Linked DNA regions of Homo sapiens: all the other regions are linked to region 5. The links are chromatin loops, found by intact Hi-C in ENCODE. Cell type or tissue: HCT116. All regions are shown on one strand.

What was found. Peaks named below come from ENCODE experiments on the same cell type or tissue, not always from the same donor. Only the 100,000 strongest peaks of a DNase experiment are listed, where the experiment ranks them.
Region 1: a loop joins it to region 5, with 16 times the contacts of the local background. A loop is called at or near these places in 45 of 110 quality-filtered maps.
Region 2: it touches region 5 in a loop (12-fold over the local background); 70 of 110 quality-filtered maps call a loop at or near these places.
Region 3: a loop joins it to region 5, with 14 times the contacts of the local background. A loop is called at or near these places in 95 of 110 quality-filtered maps.
Region 4: a loop joins it to region 5, with 5 times the contacts of the local background. A loop is called at or near these places in 19 of 110 quality-filtered maps.
Region 6: a loop joins it to region 5, with 6 times the contacts of the local background. A loop is called at or near these places in 20 of 110 quality-filtered maps.
Region 7: a loop joins it to region 5, with 7 times the contacts of the local background. A loop is called at or near these places in 3 of 110 quality-filtered maps.

What each region holds. Positions count from the first base shown.
Region 1 is chr10:117,214,507-117,218,506 of GRCh38, forward strand. No RefSeq gene overlaps it. Among named protein-coding and RNA genes, the nearest start is that of KCNK18, 19 kb to the left of the region's middle. RefSeq lists enhancers at 1,347-1,864, 2,361-2,410, 2,382-2,899, 2,441-2,580 and a silencer at 2,111-2,170. In HCT116, CTCF peaks have their summits at 2,292 (motif pointing right) and 2,495; a DNase peak (open chromatin) is centred at 2,305; H3K4me3 peaks cover 806 bases; H3K27ac peaks cover 429 bases; H3K27me3 peaks cover 596 bases.
Region 2 is chr10:117,535,559-117,539,558 of GRCh38, forward strand. It overlaps EMX2OS. Among named protein-coding and RNA genes, the nearest start is that of EMX2, 5.2 kb to the right of the region's middle. RefSeq lists an enhancer at 1-281. In HCT116, a CTCF peak has its summit at 2,174 (motif pointing right); no DNase peak of the experiment used is centred here.
Region 3 is chr10:117,494,919-117,498,918 of GRCh38, forward strand. It overlaps EMX2OS. Among named protein-coding and RNA genes, the nearest start is that of EMX2, 46 kb to the right of the region's middle. In HCT116, a CTCF peak has its summit at 1,785 (motif pointing right); a DNase peak (open chromatin) is centred at 1,793; H3K27me3 peaks cover 61 bases.
Region 4 is chr10:117,858,774-117,862,773 of GRCh38, forward strand. No RefSeq gene overlaps it. Among named protein-coding and RNA genes, the nearest start is that of LINC02674, 130 kb to the left of the region's middle. In HCT116, a CTCF peak has its summit at 2,253 (motif pointing right); a DNase peak (open chromatin) is centred at 2,238; H3K27me3 peaks cover 2,498 bases.
Region 5 is chr10:118,239,888-118,243,887 of GRCh38, forward strand. LINC02944 (long intergenic non-protein coding RNA 2944) reads left to right here and starts at 1,618. Exons shown (of 5, transcript XR_946349.3): 1 at 1,618-1,795; 2 at 1,896-1,999. In HCT116, a CTCF peak has its summit at 1,568 (motif pointing left); a DNase peak (open chromatin) is centred at 1,534; H3K27me3 peaks cover 3,339 bases.
Region 6 is chr10:117,440,794-117,444,793 of GRCh38, forward strand. All of the region lies in intron 1 of LOC105378502 (a long non-coding RNA gene), which reads left to right. Among named protein-coding and RNA genes, the nearest start is that of PDZD8, 67 kb to the left of the region's middle. In HCT116, CTCF peaks have their summits at 2,277 (motif pointing right) and 2,995; DNase peaks (open chromatin) are centred at 1,429 and 2,318; H3K4me3 peaks cover 557 bases.
Region 7 is chr10:117,707,982-117,711,981 of GRCh38, forward strand. No RefSeq gene overlaps it. Among named protein-coding and RNA genes, the nearest start is that of LINC02674, 25 kb to the right of the region's middle. In HCT116, a CTCF peak has its summit at 2,379 (motif pointing right); a DNase peak (open chromatin) is centred at 2,389.

The sequences.
Region 1 (4,000 bases), 1.0 Mb before region 5:
GTAGGAGCCCATGATCGCACTGAAGGGCTGTTCTTTCAGTTCAACAAACATTCACTGAATGCTGGCTATCTTCCAGGCTCAGAGTATCCAAAGATGAATCAGCAGCATCTTCAGAAACACAGAGGTAAATTCATTACAAGTGGTACTGAACCTCTCAGCCACTCCCTTCTTAAGGCAATAGCAATTCCTGTTCAAATGCAAACATGGTGGTTGTCAGGGATGCACATTATGCAAATTAAAGGTCATGATTATTTGCTTATTTGCTAGCTGGAATTCTTCCATGGTTCTAAGGAAATGGTCCATTGTGCCCCCCTGCCCCTTGTTTCTTGCCCCAACTTGAGCTGTTTACTTCTGGGCCCCTGTGCAGACATGTGAATTTATTCCTTCAAGACTTTGCTCAGTGGTTCTCAACCTTGCCTGCGCACTGACACCTGGGGAGTGTCAGATATTTCATGGCATCCCCCTCCCTGCCGTCTTAGTGAGTGCAGGCTGCTATAACAAATTATCATAGACCGGGTGACTTCAACAACTCAAATGTATTTCTCATGGTTCTGGGGACTGGAAGTCTGAGGTCAGAAAGCAAGAATAGTTGGGTTCTTGGTGAGGGTCCTCTTCCTGGGAAATGCACAGAGAGTGAGGCATAAAGAGAGAAAAAGACAGAGGCCAAGACAGAGGCAGAGACACAGGCAGAGGCAGAGGCAGATCTTGTGCTTCTTTCTCTTTTTATAAGGGCATTAATCCTATTATGAGGGTTCCAACCTCATGATGTCATCTACAGCTAATCACCTCCCAAAAGTCCCACCTTCTCATACCATCACACTGGGGTTAGGGTTTTAACAAATCAATTTTGGGGAGACACAGACATTTAGTCCAAAGCACCCTCTAGGATTCCGACATTCGTCTGGGTGCCACTTGCACACTGAGGTTTTGAAAGGTCTCCCAGGTTACCCAACATGTGGTCAGAATTGAGAACCAGGGCACTAGTGGCTCTCCCAGCCTGAGGTGTCCTTCTCCCTTCCAGGCTAGGCTCACATGTCACCTCTGCTAGGTGGCATCCCCCAACTCCTGAAAGCGGTCACCCTTGTGTGCTCCATGCTCCCACTCCATCCCCTGCTACCTCTTCCTCTGTTACAGGATAACAATGTTCTCACCTGTCCTCTCCTCTCCAGACTCTGAGCTGCCCAAATAAAATGATCGTGCCTTTTTTCATCCTTATTGCTTTTTTTCCCTTTTAATCCTTGAGTCTCTACTCTGCAGCATCTCCCACATAAGGGAGGACGCTGGGTGGGACTTAGGTGCACAGAAACACCAAGGAGAGCAGCCAGCGTTTGCTGCACACCTACTTTGCGCCAGGTCCTGGGCTGAGCCTTGCGTGTGCCTCTCATCCAATGCTCCCTGCAGCCTCCCTGTGGGGACAGTTTGTGAGGACAGTAGCCTGGGAGAAGCATGAGGGCTGGGGTCCTGGGCAGGGATGCTGAAGCGGGAAAGGCCCTCCAGCCAGCGAGGCCTCCCCCAAACTGGAACTGACCCTGTCCTAATAAGAGGTAGTATTTCGTCTTCTCCAAGCTCGGTTTCTCTTGGTGATCCCAGGGGGCTGCTTCTTGCCTGGCTTGGACTCACTTGGGGGATCATCGTCAACTGCCCAGCATCACTTGGCTCCATGGGAGGGCCTGCGGGGTCTCAGGTTGGCTAAAGTCCACCTCCGGGAAGCGGGGGTCCTGGAAATTGCCCCGGAAGCTCCCAGACTCAGGAGGGGAGGGGATTTTGACGGTCACCCGCTGCATCTCCTACTTATGGGTGCAGAAGTGCCCTGCTCCGCTTGCACATCTCATCTCCAGCCTCCCGGTACCTGGACCAAAGCCTTTGGTGCGACTCACCCAGCCGCTGTGGGGGTCGTCCCGTTCAGTGGTCCACCAGCCCTGAATGCTGTATTGTTAGTGCCCTCCCCGCCTTTAGAATACGAAGAAACTGAAGATCAGGGACGGTAAGCGATTTTGTTCAAGATGACACAGCCAAAGAGATGCAGAGGGGGCGTCGAGGCGGAAGAGGGGTTCCTCGGGGAGGCCCAATCCCCGGGGACGATAGGGGCTGCGAGAGTGGGCGCTGTCAGAAGAGGGGCAGCTAGTCCAGGCCAGGCGCCCCAGGATGGGGTAGTGGCTCAGAGGTCGCGGGGTGCTGGAGCTGATGGAGGAATCCTTCCGCACACGCCCGCGGCCCCTCCGCTCCCGCGAGGTCTTGCGGCCGGGCTGCGCTTTCCCAAGCGGCCACCAGGTGGCGCGGCCAGACCGCGCAGACCCCAAGCTTTGCGCCAGCAGGTGGCGCGTCCCAAGCTCCCCGCCTTCGCCGCGAGGAAGGGTCCTCCCGGGAGCGGACATCTCCAGCCGCGGTCCCCGGGGAGGGCTCCCCCTTCCGACTCCAGTCTTCCACCGTGGACTCCTGAGAGGGGACGCCTCGGACTCTTGTTCTCACCTCCGTCCCCGGGACGGGCACTTCGCACCGCTGTCCCCGCAATCCCAAGTCCTGCCAAACTTGTCGCAGCATGCCCACTAGCTTCACCCTGGCTGCCTCTTTCCTGACCCCACAGCCTCCCTGCGGGCCTGCGGACAGACGGGGTGCAGCTCACAAGCGACGCCTGGGAGCTCCTCGTGTCCGGATGTCGCGTCCCACCTGGAGCCCCCTGCCTCGGACGCTCAGTAGCCAGGTCCAAGAATGGCCGGGATGCTGGGGCTGGGGCTTTGCTTCCTGTCTCCAACACTGCGGTGATTCTCAGCTGGGGTCGAGAACCCCTGCCTTCACCGGAGCGCTGGGGCCAGGCGAGCCCAGACAGGAAGGGGATTGGAAGGGCCTCGCGCTTCCTAAGAGGGCCAGTGAGAGAGAGGGTCTCGGACGCAGGAGACCTGGCCGCACCCCTGCCCTGCTGGGTAACCTCACGCAAGTCGAGCTCGCTCCTGGGTCTGTCCCGGGATGGGGAGGGGATGGGCAGGGGATGGGCCAAGGCAGCCCCTATGGTCCTGCCTTGTCACCAAAAGAGCAGCTGCTACTTTCATGGGCGGGAAGTAGGTGTGGCCTGTCCTTCTGGGGCACTGGCATGTGGGCTGCTGAATGCACTGCTCTGTGCTGGGCGCTGCCTCTCCGTAGGAGCGTGCCTGGCAAATGGGAGGACGGGAAGGAAGCCAATATTTAATGAGCAACTAATATGTGCAGGCTGTGTAGCCACGTCACACATTTAACCTTCTCAGGTGTGCCCGTGTGGTTCTCAGTGATCTGCCCGTCGCTCTGGCACCGTGCTGGCATGTGGTGGGCATTCGGTAAACATCGGTGCACGAATGAGTCCCTGTCACCAATCTCTGGAGTAGGTTAATATTGGTGCCTGGGTCAGAGGCTTTGCCCCTGAAGGCTTGTGCCGGAGCCCTGCTCAGAACTGCAGGAAACTTCCCTGACACTGTCCCTTCCCCAGTTCAGGTGGGCCAGGCTAAACCCCTGAAGGTGGTGCTTCAGACAGCCCCTGTGGTCCTGCCTTGTCACCAAAAGAGTAGCTGCTACTTTCATGGGTGGGAAGTAGGGGGTGATCTGACCTCCCAGGGCAGAGATATCCACTGACTCCCAGCAAGGGAGCTGTTAAGGGCAGAGATGATTTCTGATTTCCGGGAAGCTGAGGAAGCTTAGGCTCAGAGTTTCTTGCTTACTTGAAATCTCATGACCGGAAGAAACCCTGGCAATGCGCTCGCATGATTGTAGGTTTCTGTATTTGTTGGCATTGTGAAATGTGTAATTTGTTATTTCTCATTCTAAATGAATATTCATGTTCATACCTAATTTTGAATGGGCAATTTCGTAGTTTCTTTTTTTCCTTAAAGAGAGCCCCTCACATTGCATAGGCGGCAACCAGACCTGACCCACTCCTGGCCAAGAGGCATTAAACAGGAAGAAATGCTGTCCCTGGGACAGTCCCTTAAGCCAGCTGCCTGTTGCCTTTTCCAACATCCTCCCCAGGACGGAG
Region 2 (4,000 bases), 700 kb before region 5:
ACCCTCCGCCTTCCAGTCCTAAACTCGGGGCTGGAGACCGCAGGAGCTAAACCAGGAAGAAGAAAGAGGGCAGGGCCTGAGGCCGGGAAGAGCGGCCCGGGGGTCAACGGTGAGCGGGTGCATACGAGGCAAGAGCCAGAGTGACATTAAGTGGGGCCGCCCGGGCAAACCTTGCGCGTGCACCCCGGCCCACCTGCAGGGCATTCTCCCCTGCCTTTTCTCCTTGGCTTGAGTGCGGGCGGCTGACTCCTGTGGGCGGGGAGGAGAGGGTGGTCTTCCCAGGGCTCCAAGTGGAGTGATCACTGCACCCATGGCCAGGAGGTGGGGGTGCGCGGAGTGATTTTTGTAACTTCCCTGAGCCTCAGTTTTCTCATCTGAAAAGTGGGTATCACGACTGTTTCCCTGACCACACCAGGTTGTGATGTTCACTGAAATCATGGGCTTGAGCACACATACTTTTAAAAAATTGCTAAAACTCGATACAGGTGAGAGGAATTGTTAGTTTTCTTGTAAGTCTTGCCCCAATCCTCCCCATATTTCAAGGAGGGCCGCAGAGTCCAAAATAAAAAACCTCCAGTTTCCTTTTTTTCCTCAGTTGGCTGGATTTCCCCTCCAAGCCCCAGCCCAGCCCCCACGTCCAGAAAATGGGGAAGTATTAAAGGAAGAGACGATTAAGCCCCTGAGAGTGTGGCTCCTGGGACGCCAGCGTTTCAGAAGTAGCATAGGCTCCTAGATGGACGCTGACAAACCCAAGTAGCGCCTTACATTGTCGGGCGAGGACCAGACTCCAAGTTAAAAGGCCGGCCGGGCTATCAGTGGCAGAGAGCAGAGCCTCAAACACGAAAAGCCAGAAAGCGCTGCAGAGGCGTGGAAGGTGCGCCCCGCTTCGCTCCCCATGCTGGTCCTCTGGGAACTCAGGAGCCGGTGCACGCTCTGGTGGGCTCATAGAGATGTAGCTTTGGGGGCGATGGGAAGGACTTGCCACGCTCCCACCCACCCTCCATCCCGAGAGAGTGCAAGGGAGACGCAACTGTCTTCATCCCTATCCCGGGCTGGCGCCCGAACTAGAGAGTGTACTTCTTCCCTAGCTCCTGCACCACCGTCTGTGTGTACGTCTGTCTGTCCCTCCCAGTCCTTGCTCGGTCCTAGGCTTTCATTTGAAGGCAGCTGAGGGAGAAAGAAACTGCAAACCCCTTTGGTTCTGTTTCCTTGCTTTCAATAATGAATCGAGACAGCGTGTGTGTGGTGAGGGAGTGACGAGTTTCAACGTGATGAAGGAGATAAAACCCGACGGTGGGGTCCTGCCAGTGGCTCCATGCGTCACTGAAACATTGGGTCTCAAAACGGATAGATCTCCGGAGACGCAGAGGTTCGCGCGGATGTCCAGAGGAGGACAGCGCCCCTGCAGCCACCCGCGGAGCCCAGGGCCAGGGTCAAAACCCTGCCGCAAGGGCTCGGAGCTCCAAGCAGTTATGCTGAGGGCGCCGGTCCCAGGCCGCCTTGCTATGACACGGGTTTCCAGTGAAGCCCAAGCGGATTCCACGGCCCCACATCACCGGAGGAGCCAGGCTGCCCCGGGATGGATGGGGTCCGCGCGCTCCGAGAGGAATGGGCTAGTCAATGTGCGCTGCTAGGAGTGTGTGGTAATCAATCGCCACCCCTGCCAAAACCAAGGACCCCCTGTGTCGGGCGTCTTCAGCCAGCCGCGAGGGGGCGCGGATCTGAGAGAGTCGCACCCCGGGACCCCAGCTCTTCCTACTCCACCCCAGGCAGGGCCCGCGCAGGCCGTCCAAGGCCTGTTCTCTGAACCACCTGGGTTGGGCCGCGAAATATGGGACCTCAGGCATGGAATTGTGGCTGCACAGGTGATCACGGCTTCCTAGTCCTTCTTAGAGCAGAACCTGTCCCACTCCAGCCCACCTCTGCGCCCCCTTCGGAAGGAAGCCTACTGGAGCTGGAATTCCAGCGTGGGTGGCGAACTCTCAAGCCAAGAGCTGGAGCTGATGGAGGCAGGAGGGACGCACTTCCAAGCCATCCGGGCTCCTCCGTAGCCAGTGAGCCTCCTTTAACCCCTCCACTGGCCTGGATGACGGCCTAGGCGAGACTTTGGCAGTGTGGCGCGACCCCAGCGCTCCCCCGCCCTCGGGCTCGGGGGCGCGGTGGGTACCGCGCCCGCGCCCGGCCCTCGCCACTAGGCGCCGCTGCGCTCACGCCGATCGGGGCCCCGGGTCGCCGCGCCCGCCTGGCGAGAGGCCTCTGGGGAAGACGCCAGAAAGGGATTTGTCGTAATAATTTTTAAAAAATGTTTTTAGGGCATTAATTATACTTTTCGTTTTCTCACCGCCACCCTGCGCGTTCGGAGAGGCCGGCGTGACTGGGGATCTCAGTGGGTTGGAGGAATTCTTAACGCCCCCGAGGCCTTTCCAACTCGGGACACCATTCTCGCGCCTCGGGCCGGGAAAGGGCTCGCCCTTCACGGGCGTCGGTGCGGTCCGCGGCGAGCCGCGGGAGCACAGGGCGGGCTCAGCATTCTGGTTCAACGTGAGGACCAGAACCTCGGCGATCAGGGACCAGGACGTGGCAGAGTGCAGCGGGTAGCTTCGACGGCACAAGGCCATGGCCTAGCAATAACTAAAATGTGATGAACGCTAACAGTGTGCTAAATATGAGCTCACTCACTCTCTCAACAACCGTTAACACATCGCTATTTCCTTTTCACAGATGAGTCAACCGTGGCTTAAGAAGGTGAAAGTCACACAGGTGGTGACCCCAGACAGCTCCCACACACCTATTCTCAGTTGCAGGAGGCCATGCACCCACCCCAGGTACCTCACAGGCCTAGCACGGAGCGCAGCTATAGTGAAGCACTGCCCTTTGCTCCTTTGAAGCCCGGGGGCACCTTGCAGGAAACTCCTAGCAGATGCTTATCAGAGATCCCCAGGAGTCTCCGCCCTTTGACACCAACCAAGGAGCCAGGACTCCAGGCCTTGCTCACCCCAAAATCTCCCTAGAAAAGCTCTCAGCTTTTGGGGGAGCACGGAGGAGTGTGGCAGGAGTGTCAGCATTAGCTGATGTTTGTACAGCTATATTGTTCACAGACTCTGAAACCCAGTAACAAGCCTTGGAGGTGGGTATGTAATAGCAGCATCAAGGACAGGAGCAAACTTTTATTGTAGTTCATTATGTGCCAGACACTGTCTAAGCACTTTACTTTGTTTATCTCATTGAACAAACCCAGAGCAAAGGTACTATATTATTTATTCCCATTTCAGAGAAGAGAAAACCGAGGCACAGAGAAGTTAGGTAACTTGCCCAAGGTCACACAGTTAAGCTGTAAATGCAAGTCTCTCATCTTGGGGGATGGGGGCAGGTGTATTAAAGTATAATTACATATAGTAAAACTCACCCTTTGTAGTATATGGTTCTGTGAGTTTTGAAAAACACATAGAGTCATGTAAATACCACCACAATCAGGAAGTAGGATAGTTCTATCTTTCTCCAAAACAAGCCCACTGCTACTCCCCACTGCCTCCCAGACAGCATTGGCTGTATTTTTACATATGACAAAATGAGGTGGGGAGGTTTCTGTGTTGCCCAAGGTCATTCAGTGACAGATTCGGAATTAGAACGTTTGAATGTGTCTGCTAGTCCAGCTACCTGGAAAGGTAGATTCCTCAGTCTACAGAGCCCAAGAGGCAGCAGTGGCTTGGGGCACACATGGGGCAGAGGGAGGAAGCCCCTTGCTCTAAGCTGGAGCCTCAGAAATCCCCACATCTCCCACTCCACGCAGGGCTACTTAACCAAACACCCACTCCTTGGGCAGCTAAGGAACAAAGGTGGCTGTATTCTGCAAGGCCTAAATCCACAAGTAAAGTTGAGTGGCAGGGCAGCTGCGCCATCTAGGAGCTTAGGGTCCAGTCCAGACCACAGTGCCCAGTGCCCTGGCACGACTCCACTGGCCAGTCTGGTTAATGAGTTACTATCCTAGTTAATTTCCCTG
Region 3 (4,000 bases), 740 kb before region 5:
AAAATTTATAATACTAAATGCTAACATTAGAAGAGGAAACATCTGAAATCAATAATCAAAGTTCTCACTTCATAAAACTAGAAAAATAAGAAGAAAATTATGCCCAAAGCAAGCAGAAGAAAGGAAATAAAAATAAGAGCAGAAATAGATTGAAAATAGGAAGATAATAGAGAAAAATCAATAAAACAAAAAGATTGTTCTTCAAAAAAAACCAATAAAATTTATACATCTCTAGCAAGACTGACAAAAATAAAAAGAGAGAAGACATATTACCACAATCTCAGAGTTGAGACAGAGGATATCACTACAAATCCTGCAGTTGCTAAAAATATGATGAGCAGATGCTTTGAACAACTTTACGCTCATAAATTCAACAACTTAAAAGAAACGGACCAATTCTGTAAATACTGCAACCTATCAAAACCCAACCCAGATGAAACAGACAATCTGAATAGCTCAAAAACTATGAAAGAAATGGACTTTGTAATTTAAAAAGCTTCAGAGATGGTTTTTCTGGAGAATTCTTAAAAAAAAAACACGAATTTTACACCATGTTATTCAGAAACTAGAAGAGAAGGGAATACTTCCCAATTCATTTTATGAAGCTAGTTTAACCTTGATTCCAAAGCCAGATAAAGATTGCACAAGAAAAGAAAATCACAGACCAGTGTCTCTCATGAACTTAGATGCAAAAATCCTCAACACAATATTAGCAAATCAAATCCAGAGATGAATACACATACCTAGGGAGGTAGGGGTGACTTAACAAAATGAGCTAAGACTTCACACTTAGACAGACTTAGTTTCAATTACCAGTTTCCCATGCGATACAATAACTCTCTGAACCTCAGTTTACCTATCTGTAATACAGGGGCAACACACATATTTTAGGATTGGTTCATGTATCTAGTAAATGAAATTATATGTCTAAAAAAAGCCAACGGAAGTTATATTATTTTGTCATGTTTCTTTCTTCTTCTTCTTCTTTTTTTTTTTTGTTGATAGAGATGGGGTTTTGCCATGTTGGCCAGGCTGGTCTCGAACTCCTGAGCTCAAGTGATCCACTGCCTTGGCTTCCCAAAGGGGATTACAGGTGTGAGCCACCACACCCACCAGGTTTTCTCTTATGGAGGAACTAAATGTTACAGCAATACCTGGTATTTTGTTATGGCAGACAAAGGTGACTAATATAGTCATGGCCCTTAAACGTGGCCCATGAGACCCTGCACCTTCTGGCCTCCCCTCTTTCTGATCAGTACCATGACCTTTCCTCGTGGCCCTCTCCCCCCAGCACCGCAGGCCTCCTTGGTATTCTCTGAATGACATGAGCGCATTCCTACCCCAGGGCCTTTGCACTCCCAGCCAGCCTCACTCTTCCTCCATGGAAATTTCCCTCATTTCCTTCAAGCTTTTGTTCAAAAAGCTTCAGCCTTCTCAATGAGGCTGACCCTGAAAACTCTTTACAACTCACCTTTCCCCATCGAGCACTTCAACCCCCCCTTACATGTTCTACTAAAAAAAAAAAACTTCCCACATATTGGTCACTTCCTAACATATGGTATCATGTATTTGTGATATTGTCTATTGCCTGTCACCCTCTGAAAAATGATAAGCTCCAGAAAATCAGGTATACGGGTCTCTGTTTTGTTCACTAAATCATTCCAAGTGCCTAGGACTCTGGCTGACACATATTTCCTGCTCCAGAAATATCTCTTGGCTGAGTGAATGAACCTCTTCCCCCAGCGAGCGAGCCTGTCGGCCGAGGAGACCACGCCATACCAGGATTTTCCAGCAGGTGGCAGCCGACGCACGCCAGAGACAGCTGGGCGCCTACACTTTGAACTCAAGGTTCTTCCAATTAAGTGCAAGATAAGGAGCTTGGAGACTCATCGCGTTTGGCTTACTCCTGACGCAGACTTGCACTGGAGGTTGTGTGGAGGGGATGAGCCGGTGAGCTGATAAAGCCTTTATCTAATACGGGAGACTGTTTACCCACAATTCAGGGGTAAAAAAATGTAAACAGCTGTTGAGAAGAAAGGTCAGAGTCCTCCCACGGTGGGGAAAAGGGGCAGAAGAAAGCCTGTGGCCACGGATTGGCGTCACTCCTGCAGATGGAAAAGTGACATTGGACAACTACTCAGGGAAAAAGGTGAGCCCCTAACACACCGCTGGGGTCGTGGACGTTTCTAGTCTTACTTTTTTTTTTTTTGAGACTTTTTTGAGTTTTGCTCTTGCTGCCCAGGCTGGAGTGCAGTGGTCTGATGTTGGCTCACTGCAACCTCTGCCTCCCGGGTTCAAGCGATTCTCCTGCCTCAGCCTCCTGAGTAGCTGGGATTATAGGCGCCTGCCACCACACTCAGCTAATTTTTTGTATTTTTAGTAGAGAGGGGGTTTCACCATGTTGGCCAGGCTGGTCTTGAACTGCTGACCTCAGGTGATCCACCCGCCTTGGCCTCCCAAAGTGTTGGGATTACAGGCGTGAGCCACCACGCCCGGCCTAGTCTTACTCTTGACACACCAGAAGATGCTTTGTTATGAAACCTTGAATCTTCCTGTGGGCTCCTGCCAAGCTGCCCTCCTCCCGGGTGCTTCTGTTATCCATCCAGTCATGGAATTGAGTTGCAGTGGTAAGGAGCCCTTTAAAAGCCAAGTGCAAGGTGAACCTGCCTTCCATCAAATTCAGCGTTTAAGTGTGTCCGTTTAGCAGGAGGCTCTGAGGCAGAAATTGCTTGAGAATCTGAGTCTACAGGCCCAGAACAATCCATGCCAGCTGATCAACCTAGTAACTACCACAGTGACTACAAGAGCTAGCATTTATTGAGTGCTTCCTGTGTACCAGGCATGTGCTGGATACGTTTACCTGCACTATCTCATTCATTCTCAGTGCAGAGTTCTGAAGTTCACCCTCTTCTCATCCCCAACTCACAGATGACACAAGAGAGGTTGTCACTAGCCCAAGGACCCAGTTCGGTGCTCCGAAGCTCACCCTCACCCCTGGAGGGGAGGAATCTGTGAGTTGTGCCCTGGTGACCTGATAGACCTCAGAGAACATCTAGTCCACCGCTCCGTGTTGACAGATGGGGGAGCTGAGGCCCAGAGAGGGGAAGGGACTGGCCAAGTTTACACAGAAGCCTGCCCAGTCCCTGTTCAGAAAGAGCAACCCAGTGCGCCTTTAACATTCCCAACCAATGTCAGGAGGTCAAGCACAGGCTTTTATTATTTATTTCTTTGTTTATTTAGAGACAGGGTCTCTCTCTGTTGCCCAGGCTGGAGTGCAGTGATACGACCATAGCTCACTGCAGCCTCGAACCCCTGGACTCAAGCAATCCTCCCTCCTCAGCACTCCCCACCCCCAGTAGCTGGAACTATAGGCATGTGCATCACCGTGTTGTCTTGCTCTGTTGCCCAGGCTGGTCTCGAACTCCTGAGCTCAAGTGATCTTCTCACCTCGACCTCCCAAAGCGCTGGGATTACAGGTGTGAGCCACCATGCCCGGCCAGTCACAGGCTTTTAGTTTGCTTTCCTCAGATTCCTCATTTGCTTCAGTCCTTGCTGGCACTGAACACTTTTGCATAAGAGCTTGTGAAAATAACACCACCTCTCTTATTTTAGGAGTTTTATCAACTAGCAGACTGTTCAGCTGGAATCACTGGCCTCTCATAATGTGAATTCTGGTTTCTGTGGTTATTAGCTGGTGACTTTGGTCAAGCTGGTTTGTTCATTGGTAAAATGGAGGTAGTGGTATATATTCATGAAAGGCTAGATTCTAAGCCAGTGCTGTCCCATGCAAATGTAATGGTAGCCACATACGTAATTTTAAATTTTCTAATAGCCACATCAAAAAAAAAAAAAAAAAAAAAAGGTAAAGGGCGAACCAAAGCACACGCCATGATTAATTTTCATAAATTGTTTCATTGAATGCAATAGCTTCCAAATACCATCATTTCAACATCTAGTCAATATCCAGTTGTTCATGGGATACTTTGTTTCATTTTCACAT
Region 4 (4,000 bases), 380 kb before region 5:
GAAAAGTGTCAAGTATGTTCAATATTTAAACAATTTAGAACCTCCCTATATCTTCTGCCATAGAGACATAGATTTATTTCCTGGTGAGATGGAGGGATCCTTTCTCAAGAGCTCCTAATAGAAATCCTTCAGTCACTCTCAGTGAGTGGACTTTAAACACAGGTAGAGACGTATCATCAAATGGATGTTATTTAGAAGACATGTTTAAAAGACTAAAGAAGAGACTGGCCTGTCCAGCTGATTAATTATTTTTCAGCCAATTTCTCCCTGCTAAGGGTACTTTTATCACAAAAATGATCAAACATAACGCAAATTTATTAGGAATGCATCCTTGATTTGTTTCCATTTGAGATGATTATGGGCTTATTATTTATTTTGCAAATGAACTCTGAAAACCTTTAACGTGCAGTGTTATTTGGTAACAAGATTTGATTTAGAATTCACATTGAGTATAATAAGCTATCAAAGGAAATGTTGCATCAGAATCTTTTGTGCTGTGTGTGTGAAATGTTCAAAGTAAGTACAAATATGACAAAATCTAAATCGTACATTTAAGAGGAAAATGGTGCTAAAAATTCTTGCTTGATGTTCAGATAATACAAGCAGCTTATAAGCCTTTGTGTTTTACTTATCTGCATTGTAAATAATATTAGGAGCATCCTAAAGTCATGGATTATTTATAAAACACAGATCAAAAGTCAATGAGTTTAAAAAACATAAAGTTAAACTTTTTAGTCTTTTTCCATAAGGCAGCATGACTTTTTCATATGCTCCCCACCTTTGAACAAATATGTTCACAGCAGCATCATTAAACATGTGATCACATCTCAACATAGCGGTGTCATTCACACGTTTTGGATGGGTGAGGGTGGGTCATTCTAGTGGTGCCCAAACATTATCAGGGAAGGGAGAACTGTCAGTTTTTAGAGAGTCATTTTTAGAAAGACATGGGGTAAAATTTGGGGGCTGTGAAAAAAAGAAAAGCTGTACTCCTGGATTATTATCTCCCCTCACATCATTATTTTCCTCTCTCACAGTCTACAATTCATTACCTAAATCTTGCAACTACGTACCTGTCTCCAGCCTCTCAATCTCTTCGTAAGCCACAGAAGAAACTTCTCCTTCGGATCTTAGATTCCAGCTGTGTGCTAAAGGGGACAGTGTTGGAGCCAAAATAGGGAAGAGATGTCACCTGGTAGCACTTTCCATAGGATGTGTGTTGTTGGTGGTGTTTTGACACTGAGCCGTCTGGCGTTGGAGGCCTCTAAAGCAGTGCGTCTCAGGCTTGAATGTGTAACAGAGTCCCCCAGGGCTTGGGAAATGCAGATTCTAATTCGGATGGTCTGAGATGGGACCAATTCAAACAAGCTCCCAGGTGATACCGATGCTGCCAGTCCTCAGCCTGCACTCTGAGTAGCAATGCTCTGAAGAATAGTGAATTGATATTCAAGATAGGGAAGCGCTGGGACATTAGGAATAGTGTGTGTGTACGTGCATGTGTGTGCATGTGTGCGTGCATGTGTGCATGTGGTGGCAATGGCCTCCTAAGGCGTGGCCCATTCTTTGCCAACTCAACTCACTTGCTCTGGTGAGTAATCCAAGCAGTGTAAACATGTTTGACTCCTCAGACTGTGAGCTATTATTTGAGTCTCACACTATGAGATATTATTATTGAAAACCCTATTTTACAGATGAGGCACAGAGAAGTTAAGTGTCCTACCCAGTGTCACAGAGCTAATAATAGAGATAGGACCTTTTGGACCCACCCTGCCAGGATCTACACAACATGCCTTTAACCCCTAGGCGATCCTTCCTCTGAGAATGTGTTTCAAGCTCTTTCCATCCTTGGGACCTTTGCAAATGCTGTTCCCTCTGCTAAGAGTGTCCCCCTGCGCCCACCACAACCTTTGCTCGATGACTCCACCTTCAGATTTTAGCTCAAACATCACTTCTTAGACAGCCTTCACGGACTCTTGTCTTACTTCAAATTAAATACGCTCTGCTTTTCTCTCAAAGCACCATGCTGCCTTCCCTCATAGGTCTAATCACATTTTTCAGTGTTTTGATTCCTACTGTTAGCTTGTTTTCACACCCATCTCCCTCACAAAACTGTAAGCTCCATGAAGCCAGGGACTATCACTGTTTATTTCACTAGCCTTCAACACTGTGTCTGGAACAAAATAAAGGCTCTAGACTACCTTGATTGACTGACTGAATGAATGAAGTGGATTTACATTCTGCAAATAACCACTAAGCCACTAGAGGGCAAATATATTCATCACATGGACATACATTTCTCCAGTGTACCACATATGGTTGACATACCTAAGAAAATGAATTCAAACAGCATTTCAGCTCTCATATGTGCCATTGACCATACAATAGGTAGAATAAAAAACTCATCTCAACTACATTAAAAAAATGAGGATATGAATTGCAAAAGTCCATTCATTTCTAACTTCCTGATGCATCCCTCACCAGACACTGAAAAGAAAAAAATAATCCAAACGAAGTCCGAGAGGATTTTCAGGTTTTCAGAGCACAGTTCTACTTTTATTCTTTTTTGCTCAGGTTCTGTCCCAGACTTAATGATATTCCTTTTTCCCATGGTGTGCAGGGAACTTGGGGGGAAACTGAGCCTGAGAGCGGCATAAATACAGGTTTTTTTAGGGACTTGGTCCATGCATGGTGTCTCTGCAATGAGTCATCAGGGCATCAAGGATGATGTCAGAGAGGATGTATTAGGCTGTTCTTGCATTGCTATAAATAAATACTGAGACTGGGTAATTTATGAAGAAAATGGGTTAATTGGTTCACGGTTCTGCAGGCTGTACAAGAAGCATGATGCTGGTATCTGCTCAGCTTCTGAGGAGGCCTCGCGAAGCTGACAATCATGGCAGAAGGCAAAGGGCAACTAGGCACATCACATGGCCAGAGCAGGAGCAAGAGAGAGAGTCGGGAGAGGTGCCACACACTTTTAAACAACCAGACCTCCCAAGAACTTCCTGACTATCTCGAAGATAGTACCAAGAGGGATGGAGATAAACCGCTCATGAGAAATCCGCACCCATTAGCCAATCACCTCCCACCAGGCCTTGCCTCCGACACTAGAGATCACATTTCAACATGAGATTTGGGCAGGGACACACAGGCAAACTATATCAGAGGACAGTTGTCATAGCTTGAGTTCTCCCAGAAACAGAACTGGAGACAAGAATTCTGGGCAGGCTGTCTGTTGGGAAATAAGATGGACATGGGAAGTCCACTGTAAAGTGTGTGTTATCCAGCCAGCGACCACTGGGTGCCTGGAATTTAATCCCATGGGGAGACCCCGAGAAGCATTAGGGCCGCCCACCATTTCACCTCTTTACCAGTTACTATTCTACCCACTGAGAAGCACAGACATTCACACGCTACTCCAGTAGGGGGGATGTAATGCTCAGGCACCCTAGCCTGCTTGAAGTGGGCAAGACACTTTACTTCCAGGGCTGGAGAGAAAGCTCTCTGGCAAAGATACAGAGAATGGCAGACTGAAGGATGAAGAACGGAGAGAGTCAGGGAAAGAGATGGCGTCTACTCCAACAGCCAGGCTGATTCAATCATCATTTCCTAGTTGGGAAGAAGAATCTGGGAGCTGACAAGCCACAGGTTTGACTCACAATGACATTTCTTATGTCCCTAGGTCCTCAAATCTTCCTCTGATCCCCCGAAGCTACCAAAACAAAGGGAATGTTATGGCCATGGAGCTGTCACGATTCCAAACTCTAGCATTATTGTGGTCACTTGCCTTCAGGAAGGAGGCCTGCTCCAAAGACCAGTGCCACTGTCCCATGGTGTCCAGATTCTTGAGATGACTTCTCTCCTAAGTGCAGAGATGGTCCTGGCTTCCTGTCTGCCATCCTGTGTGATCTTGGACTTGGGTCTGAAATTTTCTGGCCCTTTATTGCCCTGTCTGTGGAAGAAAAGAGGACACCCTGACACCTTCACCATGCCTATTTCA
Region 5 (4,000 bases):
AGGCAAGGAGAATCATATTTTGCTATAAGGGGAAAGATAATTTGCAAGGTGTTTCATGTGATTTTTCCCCCTGACATTCAGATTTATTCTATATCAAGAAAAGAAGCTTCTGGGCCGGGTGCAGTGGCTCACGCCTGTAATCCCAGCACTTTGGGAGGCCAAGGTGGGCGGATCACCTGAGGTTAGGAGTTCAAGACCAGCCTGACCAACATGGAGAAACCCCGTCTCTATTAAAAACACAAAAATAGCCGGGCTTTGTGGCACATGCCTGTAATCACAGCTACTCAGGGGGCTGAGGCAGGAGAATCTCTTGAACCTGGGAGGCGGAGGTTGCAGTGAGCCAAGATCGTGCCATTGCACTCCAGCCTGGGCAAAAAGAGCGAAACTCTGTCTCAAAAAAAAAAAAAAGGAGAAGCTTCTGAAATTCCAGGAGCATACAACTTCCCCCCTTATCTATGGGGGATACATTCTTCCAAGACCCCAGTGGATGCCTGAAACTGCAATAGTACCAAACCCTACATATACTATGCATGAATTTCTTTTTTTCCTTACCATTCATGGGTAAGCTGGTCCAAGTGCAGTGGTGTTTACAACTAATTGATCACAATTCGTGGGTAGAAGTTTCCTTCTTACTGTAGATCTTAAAGATGTCAGCATACAATTTTTTTCTTTCCTTATTAAGCTGATAACTTTCACCTTTTCACTTCAAGGATGCATTTTATGGCTTCTTTTTTGGCATATGCAAATTGCCAGCATCATTACTCTCATGCTTTGAGGCCATTATATAACAAAATGAGGGTTACTTGAACACAAGCACTGGGAAACGGTGACAGTCTATGTGATAACTGAGATGGCTACCGTGTGACTGACAGGAAGGTAGCTTAGACAGTGTGGATATGCTGGACAAAGAGAAGATTCCCCTCCCAGGTGGGACAGAGGATGAGAGATTTCAGCATGCAACTGAGAATGGCATGCAATTTAAAACTTATGAATTATTTCTGAAATTTTCCATTTAATTTTTTGGGGCCACAACTGACCACAGGTAAATGAAACCACAGAAAACAAAACCTCAGCTAAGAAAGAGCTAATGTATTTAATTTTAACATTATATCAATGACCCAACTGTGCAACGTAAAATGTCTTTATTTTCTGATACTTGTATTACTTTCTGGTAATAAAACGTCCTTTCAGTATTTTAGAAGAACGAGTCACATTTCGCACATAGTAGTAGACACTTAATAGATGTTTGTTGAAACATTCGTAGATAAGTGGGTAGATACACACTGACATTTAACGATGTGCCTTAATTCAGCTTTAAGTGCTAATGTTTATTAACGGTGATGCGTAAATACAACAGCACACATTCTGATTTAGGCTCGTCCACTGAAAATGTCCCCCTACTTCCAAAACGTAAACCGGTACCATTTAAGGATCGAAATGAAAACAACGTAATAGTGAAGTTGTCTTGGAGGAATTGCTGGAGGACGCCTTTGATACCTTTATGGAGAATGAATGGGAAGCCTTTGCGTGTGGCTGACACAAATGGTTGTCACACGCCATCTAGTGGCCATCCGTGAAACTGTGCATATGCCGTGGGAAACGCTTTTGGAACAAGTTGGATTGCTCCGAATTTCAGTGCCTATCGGGCAGCCAGTGAACATTTGTCCATCTTTAAGGCATTAAACTGAGAAGAACCACTGAGGAAAGCATGCCACAGTCTTTCCCAAAATCCCTGTGTCTTAAGGAACAACCAAGAAGTTAACTGGTCAGGGAAAAGATTTCTTTTGGAACACAGGTAAGCAAAACCAAGACGCCATCGGAGACACCCTTGCCTGCAACGGTTGTGGTATAAAGCAAGGTAAGTAGCGTGATATTCACTGCTTTTTGTCCCACAGAAGCCATCGCTGTGTGCGGAAATCCATGACCTGGCCATGACTTCTACAACCCGGAGGACTTGCCTGGCATTACCGAAAAGCACAGGGGAAAGATTCTGTGGCAGGTGCCGCATTTCATCCAGCTCACTCCGTGCTAGTTCCTAAGACATCTTAATTCTTACACATATGCATAATCGTGATATTTTGCCATGAATAACAATATATTTCACAATTATCAACCATTTTAATTTTTAGCTTTCTAACCTCGGACTACTATAATAAAAAGAAATAATAAATCCAAAAGTAGTAGTGGAAAAAATAAGTATCTCCAGGTTTGTTCCTGTAAAGTTAATTAGTTCAAAACAGAGTGAGGACTCTAAGAGTTTGGGGTTTTTTTGTGTGTGTGTGTTAAGTATCAGCATTAAGTATCTTCAAGACAATTCAAAGTAAGATGATAAGTCACTAGGTTGTAAATTTCACAAAAAATCATTAAATACACTGTGTCGGACTACAGCGGAACAGTGGGAAGAACATTCAGTATTTGAGAGTAAACAACTCAAATTAAGTTGTTTAGGAATCTCACAGACAGGAAAATTTTTCCTCTCTGGTTTTCCATGGTAGCATGTTTACAGTACTTGAAAAATGTTGCTTTCAAGTCATGTTAACTGCTTCTTAAGACCATCAAATAAGAAATGATATAGCTTATTAGTTCCAAAATAGAAAATCCTATAACATCATTTCCTCTTCATGTTAAGGTTAACTTCCATTATAAATATATGCTTTCAGTATAAAATGCTCGACCTCAAAAGATACCAGCTTTTGCGTTTTGAACTATAATCGTGATCCATAAATGGTGATAGAGCTTCAGCTACATCTCAAACATTTATGTTCCACTCTCTTTATCAAAGAGCGATTTATTTTCAGAGAAACATTTATCAATTTAAGGTGTCTGAAATATTCATTTTTTAAAAAGGGCTATAAACAAGTAGCAAGATGAATAATCTGGTTTTCTGTGGGTTAAGTTACATATCAAAAAATCCTAAAATTTTTCATCATTTTGATGCACTATTCTTAATTTTTAAAAACTCATTGTCTGAAAGCAAGACAGATATTTTAATGCTAATATGTAAAAATAAACCGGATTTACGGTCTTGGGTCTCTGTCGTTGCCTATATATCTAGATGTCTACAAAAATATTCCAGATTTTCTGCTTTTCTTAATCTCAAATGTTCAAAATGACTACATTTTCTAGAATATTTACCTATTAGCTGATGTTATTGTTAAAAAGAAAATCAGACTAATTTTGGCAGTATTGTGCCTTACTACAAATCCTGTCTTTACTGTGAGAGTGGAGAAAAATAAAATTTGCAGAATTCCAGTCTCTAGCCATTGGCATTTTCCGGGCTTTCTTGTTTTCTATATATTGAGTCCCCTGTGCGTATGGGAAGCTCAGCTGAGGACTAATGCAAACTATTTTCCCACAAGCCAACATGTCGTCACTACAAATATACCTAAAAATAAAAATAAATAACATGTAAAAGTGCTCTGTCCTCAACAAAGCAGAAGGGTGAGATTTTGATCAAGCCATCTGTGGTTGCCGTGACATTCTGACCAGTCCAGTAGAAATCACATGATTCTTTAGAACATCTAACTCTCTCCTCTGTCCACTTTGTAGCGATATTGCTGGGATAGCCTGAGACAATTTCAGAGAGGTTTGGGGCTCAGGAAGACATAAATGCAATGCATTGTTTTGCAAGATCTGGCTGGAAGGGTGTAGCGTGAAGTAAAATTAAGACCTCCTCCTTTATTGTGAGGCACAGTTGGGCTGTTTGATCTCTAAGTCCTCGGATAATTGGAGTCTACACAGCCTGTGGAATTGGGTCCTGAGCAGCTCACCCTCATGCCCAAAGCCCACCGCCGACCTGCCTGGGGCACCATTTATCCCCACCCCGCCCCCACCAAACACACACACACCAGATTCAGCTTGTATTCAGGGTTCTGCCTTGAACACAGGCATTGTTTCCAAGCTGAGAAAATGATGATGTGGAAATTCTAATAGAAGACATACTGTTTGTTATCAGGTACACAAAAGTAAACAGAAATGATCCTGGGGTATAAGAAGCCCC
Region 6 (4,000 bases), 800 kb before region 5:
GCTTCAGCCTCCAGAGTAGCTGGGACCACAAAGGTGAACTGCCATGCCTGGCTAATTTTTGTATTTGTTTTCTAGAGATGGAGGTGGGGGGGTCTTGGTATGTTGTCCAGGCTGGTCTTCAATTCCTGGACTCAAGCCATCCTCCTGCCTTGACCTCCCAAAGTGTTGGGATTATAGGTGGGAGCCACTGCATCTGGCAGGAAGGTTCTTAAATGGCTAGCCTTCTAGATTTTTGGACTCTAGAGGATGATGTTCCACCCATAATATTTCTCCTTGATGAACAATCAACTGCTCTTAGATTTTATTTTATTTTATTTTTGGAGGTGGAGTCTCACTTAGTCACCCAGGCTGGAGTGCAGTGGCGTGATCTTGGCTCACTGCAACCTCTGCCTCTCGGTTTCAAGGGATTCTCCTGCCTCAGCCTACCGAGTAGTTGGGACTACAGGTACCTGCCACCACACTCTGGTAATTTTTTTTTTTTTTTGAATTTTTAGTAGAGATGGTGTTTCACCATGCTGGCCAGGCTGGTCTTGAACTCCTGACCTTAAGTGATCCTCCTGCTTCTGCCTCCCAAAGTGCTGGGATTATGGGCGTGAGCCACCGTGCCCAACTGCTGTTAGATTTTAACCTTGTTCATGTCTCTTAGACAAACTAAAGTGAGTAACTGAAGACATTAAAACAATTTACACTGGATCTCCCATATCTCTCCAGTGCAAGGCTAAAGTGGAGTCCTTTAGGCTTGAGTCAGTCAGATAAGTGTCCCGTCGCCTCCTTGGTTATGAGTGCATGGGTTTGGATGTGTGACAGGGATACTCTGGGTCTCCAAGAACGAAGACAAATTCAGATGATTTCCAGCCACAGGGCACATTAAGAAGTACCCCTCATTCCTGCAAGCAGCCATGCCACAGCCACCTTGTCCTCTCCTCTGGAAATTCAGCTCCGCAGCTTTGGTTTCCACTGCTCTTGCTACTACCTGGTAACAGATTTTATGCAAGTGTCAAGTTCGAGTTCTCCGGGAGAAAGTCTGGTTGGTTTCAGCCCTGATCTAGGACAGAGTTTGGCTCCTGTCCAACTATAAACCACTGCCGTTGGGGGCTGTGTCCACCCTTGGTTAAACCAGATACAAAGCCTGGCGGGCGCTTTGTGGAAAGAGAGTCTCAGAAGAGGGTTTTGAGGAAGTGAGACCTCTCAGCTGCCCCAGAAAGTGAAATGTCCTTGCCAGTCACCATCCTGTGTGCCTGAGTTATGGCTCAGCGCTATCAGTCTCCCTTCTAAATTACAGGGTATGTCTCTGGACCCAGAATTCCTGGTTTCTGACCAATTGGCCAAATCCAGTAGCCTTGGGCAAGTTGCACCCAGGGGAGGGCACTTCTCAGGAGTGAGCTTCCAGGAATAAATTCCCTTGGGAAACTCTGCGGGCAGCTTAAACCTCAAGAAAATGACTCATTAGGAGCTTGGGGAGCTGTTAATTGCCCTGTCCAGCCAAGATCCAGTGCCGCTGTGCCAGCCTGCTGAAAAATAATGAAGTCACTAGAAGTTCCAGCTCAGTCCCTGTCTGCCCAACTTCCCTACTGTTTCCTCTTCTTCCTCTCATCCCAGACACTGTGTCCCCCTGCTGCTCCACTGCCCAGAGACCCTGACTGTGATGTTCAAACAGAACTGCCCCCCCAGGGACCTATCACTGCGGCAATCACATTCTCAGAAAGAACATCCAGGAAAACAGAACATGGCAAAGGCTTGTTTTGCTGAACTGTAAATATATTCATTGGAAAGCTATGTTTACCAAGGTATAAGGACTAAATCACATAGAGCTACTACTTATCCCTGCTTAGAAAAATGTGAAAGCTCAAGAAATTCATCCAGTCTTGGAAAAGCTGTGACTTAGGGTCGCCATGGCAATGCCACGTCCTCTGCCTCTGGGTCCTACGCTGTCATAGGCCAGTCGCAGGCAGGAGGACATTGGCTCGGGGCAGGGAGACCACTGGATGGGAAGCTGGGAGGCCCGTGTGCAGCCCTGGTGCCAACACTAACCAGCCCTTCTGTGCTTCTGGATCAGGAGTGTTGAACTAGTAGGTTTCAACTCTCTTCTAGAAGGAACATTCCATAGTAAATTATCTGAGTGCAGGGAACCTTAGACCCTTTTAAGGGACCTAGCATGTGAAGCCACTTGGTACTAGGGTGCGTTCTTCATAGAGTGGGTTAGGGTGGGAAGGGCCCCCCAGCTGCTGGAGGAAGTGAGAGTTGATTGGGACAGAGGCGGTCTCTCTGCTCTCGGCCACCAGGGGGCAGCACCCAACCTATGCTCAGGCAACTGGCGCTTTCTCCTGGGACTTTCAATCCTGAGCGTGACCGGAAAAGGTGAGCTCAGGGAGAGGCTATTTAGCGCGGCAGCTGAGGGGCCAATGCAGTGGCCAATGCAGCGGTGGGGAGCCGTGCCAACAGTGTTGCCTCAATCACACTTTTCCTGTGTCATGAACGTGACCGTTCTGTTAATTTCTACAGTCTTGCCTCTGCTTCTTGTCAAATTTTGTAAGCAACTCAATGTTTTCAATAGGGATTTAGTGTTTTCTCTTTAGTTGGCCAGAGATGATTTCTATTGTTTGAAATCAGGAATCTCCTCCAGAACCTTGGTGAACTAATTAACCCACAGTTTGCTGTTTATGATGGAAAGAATTTTGAGGTCTTACCTAATCCCAAAGGTGTTTATGGCTTCAAGGAAGTTGCTGGTATCAGCAATATCTCAACCCGAGGCTGCCACGTAGACATCACCTCACCTGCCAGTCCTGCTCGGTTGACAGTGGCTTTGTGGGGCACTGTGTTGAGGAGGATTCTGAAACCAAAACTCATTAACAAAGTCAGCCAGTGGGAGACAGTTGGCAGAGCCCCTACTAACTTTCAGGGGGTTGGGAAGATATATGTTGATATGGTTTCGTTCTGTGTCCCCACCCGAATCTCATATTGAATTGTAATCCCCATGTGTCCAGTAGGGGCCTGGTGAGAGGTGGTTGGATCATGGCGGCAGATTTCCCCCTTGCTGTTTTAGTGCTAGCGAGTGCGTTCTCATGAGATCTGATGGTTTAAAAGTGTGTGGCTTTTTTTGCTCTCTCTCTCTCCTCTCTCTCTCCTGCTCCACCATGGTAAGACGTGCTGGCTTCCCCTTTGCCTTCTAACATGATTGTAAGTTCCCTGAGGCCTCTGAGCCATGCTTCCTGTTAAACCTGTGGAACTGTGAGTCAATTAAACCACTTTTCTTCATAAATTACCCAGTCTCAGGTAGTTATTTTTTAATTTAATTTTTATTTTTTTGAGGTGGAGTCTAGCTCTGTCACTCAGGCTGGAGTGCAGTGGTGTGATCTTGGCTCACTGCAACCTCCACCTCCCAGGTTCAAGCGATTCTCCTGCCTCAGCCTCTCAAGTAGCTGAGATTACAGCGTGAGCCACAATTCCCAACTAATTTTGTATTTTTTGTAGAGATGGGGTTTTACCATGTTGGCCAGGCTGGTCTCGAACCCCTGACCTCAAGTGATCCGCCCACCTTGGCCTCTGAAAGTGCTGGGATTATAGAGGTGAGCCACTGGGCCTGGCCTCAGGTAGTTCTTCACAGGAGTGTGAAAATGGACTAATACATATATTATGGGGATGGTGATAGTGGGGTTATCCCAGATCCTCTCAACCCTGCTGCCTCTGTGGAAAGCAGCTGAGTGTCCTTTGCCATCATCCTTCAGTAGGGCAGCCTCTCTGACAAACCAAAATGATCAGGTCAACCTCCCTATGGACCCTGGCAGAGGCAGACTCAGCATATGCTGTTCCAATGACTGCAGCTGCAAAGCCTGAGGGACCAGAGCATCAGAGCTGATGGATCCCTTAGAGGTCATCACCCCAATGCTCCCATTTTCACAGGTGGGAAAACTGAGGCCAAGCGAGGGGAGGGCTGACTTGCCTGTGACTGTGCAGTTAAGTTAGTGGTAGTTTGGGGTTTCACACATCATTTGGCTTTGAG
Region 7 (4,000 bases), 530 kb before region 5:
TTTTAGGGTGAATGTTATAATAATGTAATCAGAGTGCACATTTTCTTGGTACTTTAGTGGGGCAGGGTGGTATGGAAAAAATAAAACAACTCAGCTATAAATGAAATGTTTGGACAAGATTCAGGAAGTATATAACCTAGAAGCCAAAAGCCTTTCGTAGGATGTGACACCTGCTCCAGGTACCTCCCAAGGTGGAGTTGTGGATGAAGCATCGACTCAGATGAGGTGTCCCTCAGATGAGGCCTAGGATATAAGGATTTTGCAATGGCTGGTGGCAACCTGTGACTTGGTTCTCATGCCACTGGCAGATTCTGCCCGTCACATTCAGGAGGAAGTCTTCAGGACTGGGAGAAAAGCAGCAGGACATGCAGTACTCATGGGATACCTGTGTCTAGTCTTAGCCCTGGGCAAATCACCTCACCTTTCTGCGATTCGTTTTTGTCCATGAACAAAGTGGGGACCCAAATCATGCTTACCCTACGGGGTGGTCATGAGATGAAGCAAGATAATGGGTATGCTGTAAGCTCTGAAGGGCTCTGCAGATGTGAGGAATTAGGGTAATTAACTCAAAGTAGGGGAAATCCATCACCAGCAGTCAGGTGTGTCCCCCAGCCCCCACTGGGGCTCATGTGGTGGGTGGGTGGAGCCCACGTACCTGTCCAAGAGAAATGCCTACCCATTCCCCTGGGAGTGGCAACGAAGCTGTCAGTCTTAATCAGAACTTCCTTTCTGCAAGCCTCTTCCTTCATGTCATAAACTTGGCACAGTTCAAACCTCTGCTTCAAGAGTTATTTTCTTTGAGTTTCACAAGTTGTCTTTTACCCGGAGGAGACAGAAGCCTCCACATTTCTTTCCACCTGGAAATCACCACTGTTCTGAGGCTGTCCTTGTTTCTCTGCTAAAGACATATTTGTATATCTACACCCCACAATTTTCCCATCTAACTTTCATTAAAGTTAATTGGCATCACAAGATTAAGACAGGCAGCAAGAGACAAAGAAGTCAGTACTAAATTCTGTCTAGCCAGGTGGCTGGGAAAGTGACAAACTTCTGGAGGAAGGGACCACACCAAGTGTGAGTCCCAGGCTGCTGGCTTGCATCAAGTGTCTTCAGAGCAAGCTGCAAAAGTGTGCTCTGTACCCCCATGTTTATTGCAGTGCTAGTCAAGAGAGCCAAGATACGGAATCAACCCGGTGTCCAACAGCAGATGGATGCATAAAGAAAATGCAGTATACATACACAGTGGAATACTATTCAGCCACAAAAAAGGAAATCCTGTCATTCAAAGCACCATGGATGGAAGTGGAGGGCACTATATTAAAGGATATAAGCCAAGAACAGAAAATTAAACACCACACGTTCTCATTCATAGGTGGAAGTTAAGAAAAGTTGATCTCATAGAAGTAAAAATTAGACCAGAGGACACTAGAGGCTGGGAAGGGTAGGGGAAGGGAAGTTAAGGAGAGATTTGTTAAGGGACACAAAATTATGGCTAGATAGGAGGAATAAGCTCTAGTGTTCTATACCTCTGGAGGATGACTGTAGTTAACATTAAGATATCCTATAGTTTCAAATAGCTAGAAGGAGGATATTGAATGTTCCCAATACAAAAAAGGATAAATGTTTGAGATGATGGATATGCTGATTACCTTCACCTGATTGCCAAATATTATATGTATAGAAACATCACTAGGTACCTCACAAATATATACAAATATTATGTCAAAAATTAAAATAAAATTTAAAAGTGCACTTTGGATAGAGCCACAGCCTAGAATCCATGTGTGAGAAGGGAATTAGACATCTTCCCTCTTCACTTAAACTGGCCTGAAGGATATTCTCACCCTTTTCTCTCTCTCGCTCTCTCTTTTTTTTTTTTTTTGAGATGGAGTCTCGTTTTGTTGTCCAGGCTGGAGTACAGTGGCGTGATCTCGGCTCACTGCAAGCTCCGCCTCCCTGGCTCAAGCAATTCTCCTGCCTCAGCCTCCCGAGTAGCTGAGACTACAGGCATGTGTCACTATATCTGGCTAACTTTTGTATTTTTAGTAGAGATGGGGTTTCATCATGTTGGCCAGGCTGGTCTCAAACTCCTGACCTCAGGTGATCCACCTGCCTCGGCCTCCCAAAATGCTGGGATTACAGGCGTGAGCCACTGTGCCTGGCCCCTTTCTCTTTTTTATGGTAGTTGAAATAGTTAATTCACATTGCAGTTGTGACAGTAACTATTCATTGGGCATCTCCTGTGCTCCTCTCTGGGTTGGGGGCTGGACCCGCACTTGGGTTTCCACAGCGGCTGTAGGAAAGCTGGGGTTACCTGCATTTTACAGATGAGGAAGCCGAGGCTCAGAGACGTTTCATGGTTTGCCTGAGACTGCACAGACCAGTAGAGGGCAGAGTGAGGGTTTAAGCCCCAATCTATCGCGCTCCACAGCCAGGACACCAGCCAGTGGGGTGAAAGCGGGAAGGGAAGAGAAGACCTTATCTGGTGTCACGTCACTTGGAGATACCTTCCCAGGAAAGCTGTCTTTGGGCTGGCTGGACCTCCAGGCTTCCCTCTGTCCAGGGCTGATGTTTGCAGGGTCTATGAAAGGCTGGCTCAGGCCATCCTGGCTCAGCCCTTCTGTATCCTGCTTCAGGCCCTGGGCTCTCTGGAGCACAGAGTCCACAGAATCCACTGGCTTGTCACCCTCTTGGGAACAGGACCCATTTAACATGCAAACACTCCAAACATTTTCCTATCTGTTTAGTGTCTTAACTGAAAAAAGCAAAATGATTAAAAAGGTACTTTTGATTTAATAATGCAAGAAAATAGGCCTGTATTTTATTCATCATGACATCTAGGTAAATTGGCAATAATGGTACAGATATCATAGACAATTCACAGAGGAAATCCAAATGGCCAGTAAGTATATGAAAAGATGATCAATCTCACTGGTAATCAGGGAAATGCTAATTAACAATAAGACATGATTTCATTCATTAGATAGGCAAAAATTAAAAGTCTAATGTTATCTAGTGATGCTCAGGGTATGGGGAAATGTTTACTTTCATTTATTTTCTGTTCAGGGGAGTATAAATCAATGCAGCCCATTTGGAGGGGAATATAGTAGTGATTATTAAAACACACACACACACACACTGTGGCTTAGCAACTTCACTTCTTGATAACTCTTCCAGTGTACAAGGTGAGATACACATTGAATCACCATATGAAATAGCAAAACCACTGGAAATAAGTTAAATATCAATAGAGGCATGTTTACACGAATAACAGAATATTCATACAATGGAATACTAGGCAGCCATTACAATGAATTAACAGATCAATATGTGCTGAAAAAGAAAGATTTCCAAGGCATATTGTTGAGCAAAACAATAGTATCCCCTGTGATATTATGTGGCAGCCAAGAGAATGAGCCTTGTACACCCCTAGGGATCATAACTGATGGAGGGTCCTAATTGCCGCACTTTGAGATCCATCGCTGCGTCTGAGTCTAGGCCATGCCTCCCATGGGCTGCTGGCTGGCAGTGACTGGATGTGGGAAGGATGATACTAAAGCAACCCTGTCACTAGAAGAAATGGGACTCCTTTATCGGCCAACTTTGAGCCCAGAACTCTCGGGTGCAGTCTAGAATGATTCCACCTACCTTCCATTACCCTTTCTTCACTCCGGGAGACCACACTCCATTGTGGTCTGCTGGTTACCCCAGGGTTGTCCTTATTTCTTGTCTGTTTCCTCCCTATATGTCTCCTTCCTTGTTTTTTCTCATACAGGATTTTTCCTTAATAGGATTCTTACACATTTAATCCAGTTTTGATGTCTACTTCTGTGAAGGCCCCGGGTTATGCATGCTTTGAATGCAGTGGTTCTTAAACTTCAGTGAGCACTGAATCTCACAAATGGTTCTCAAACTTTAGTGAGCATTAGAATCACTTACGGGAATTTATAAAACCCAGATTGCTAGACCCCACCCCTGCAGTTTGTGATTCAGTAAGTCT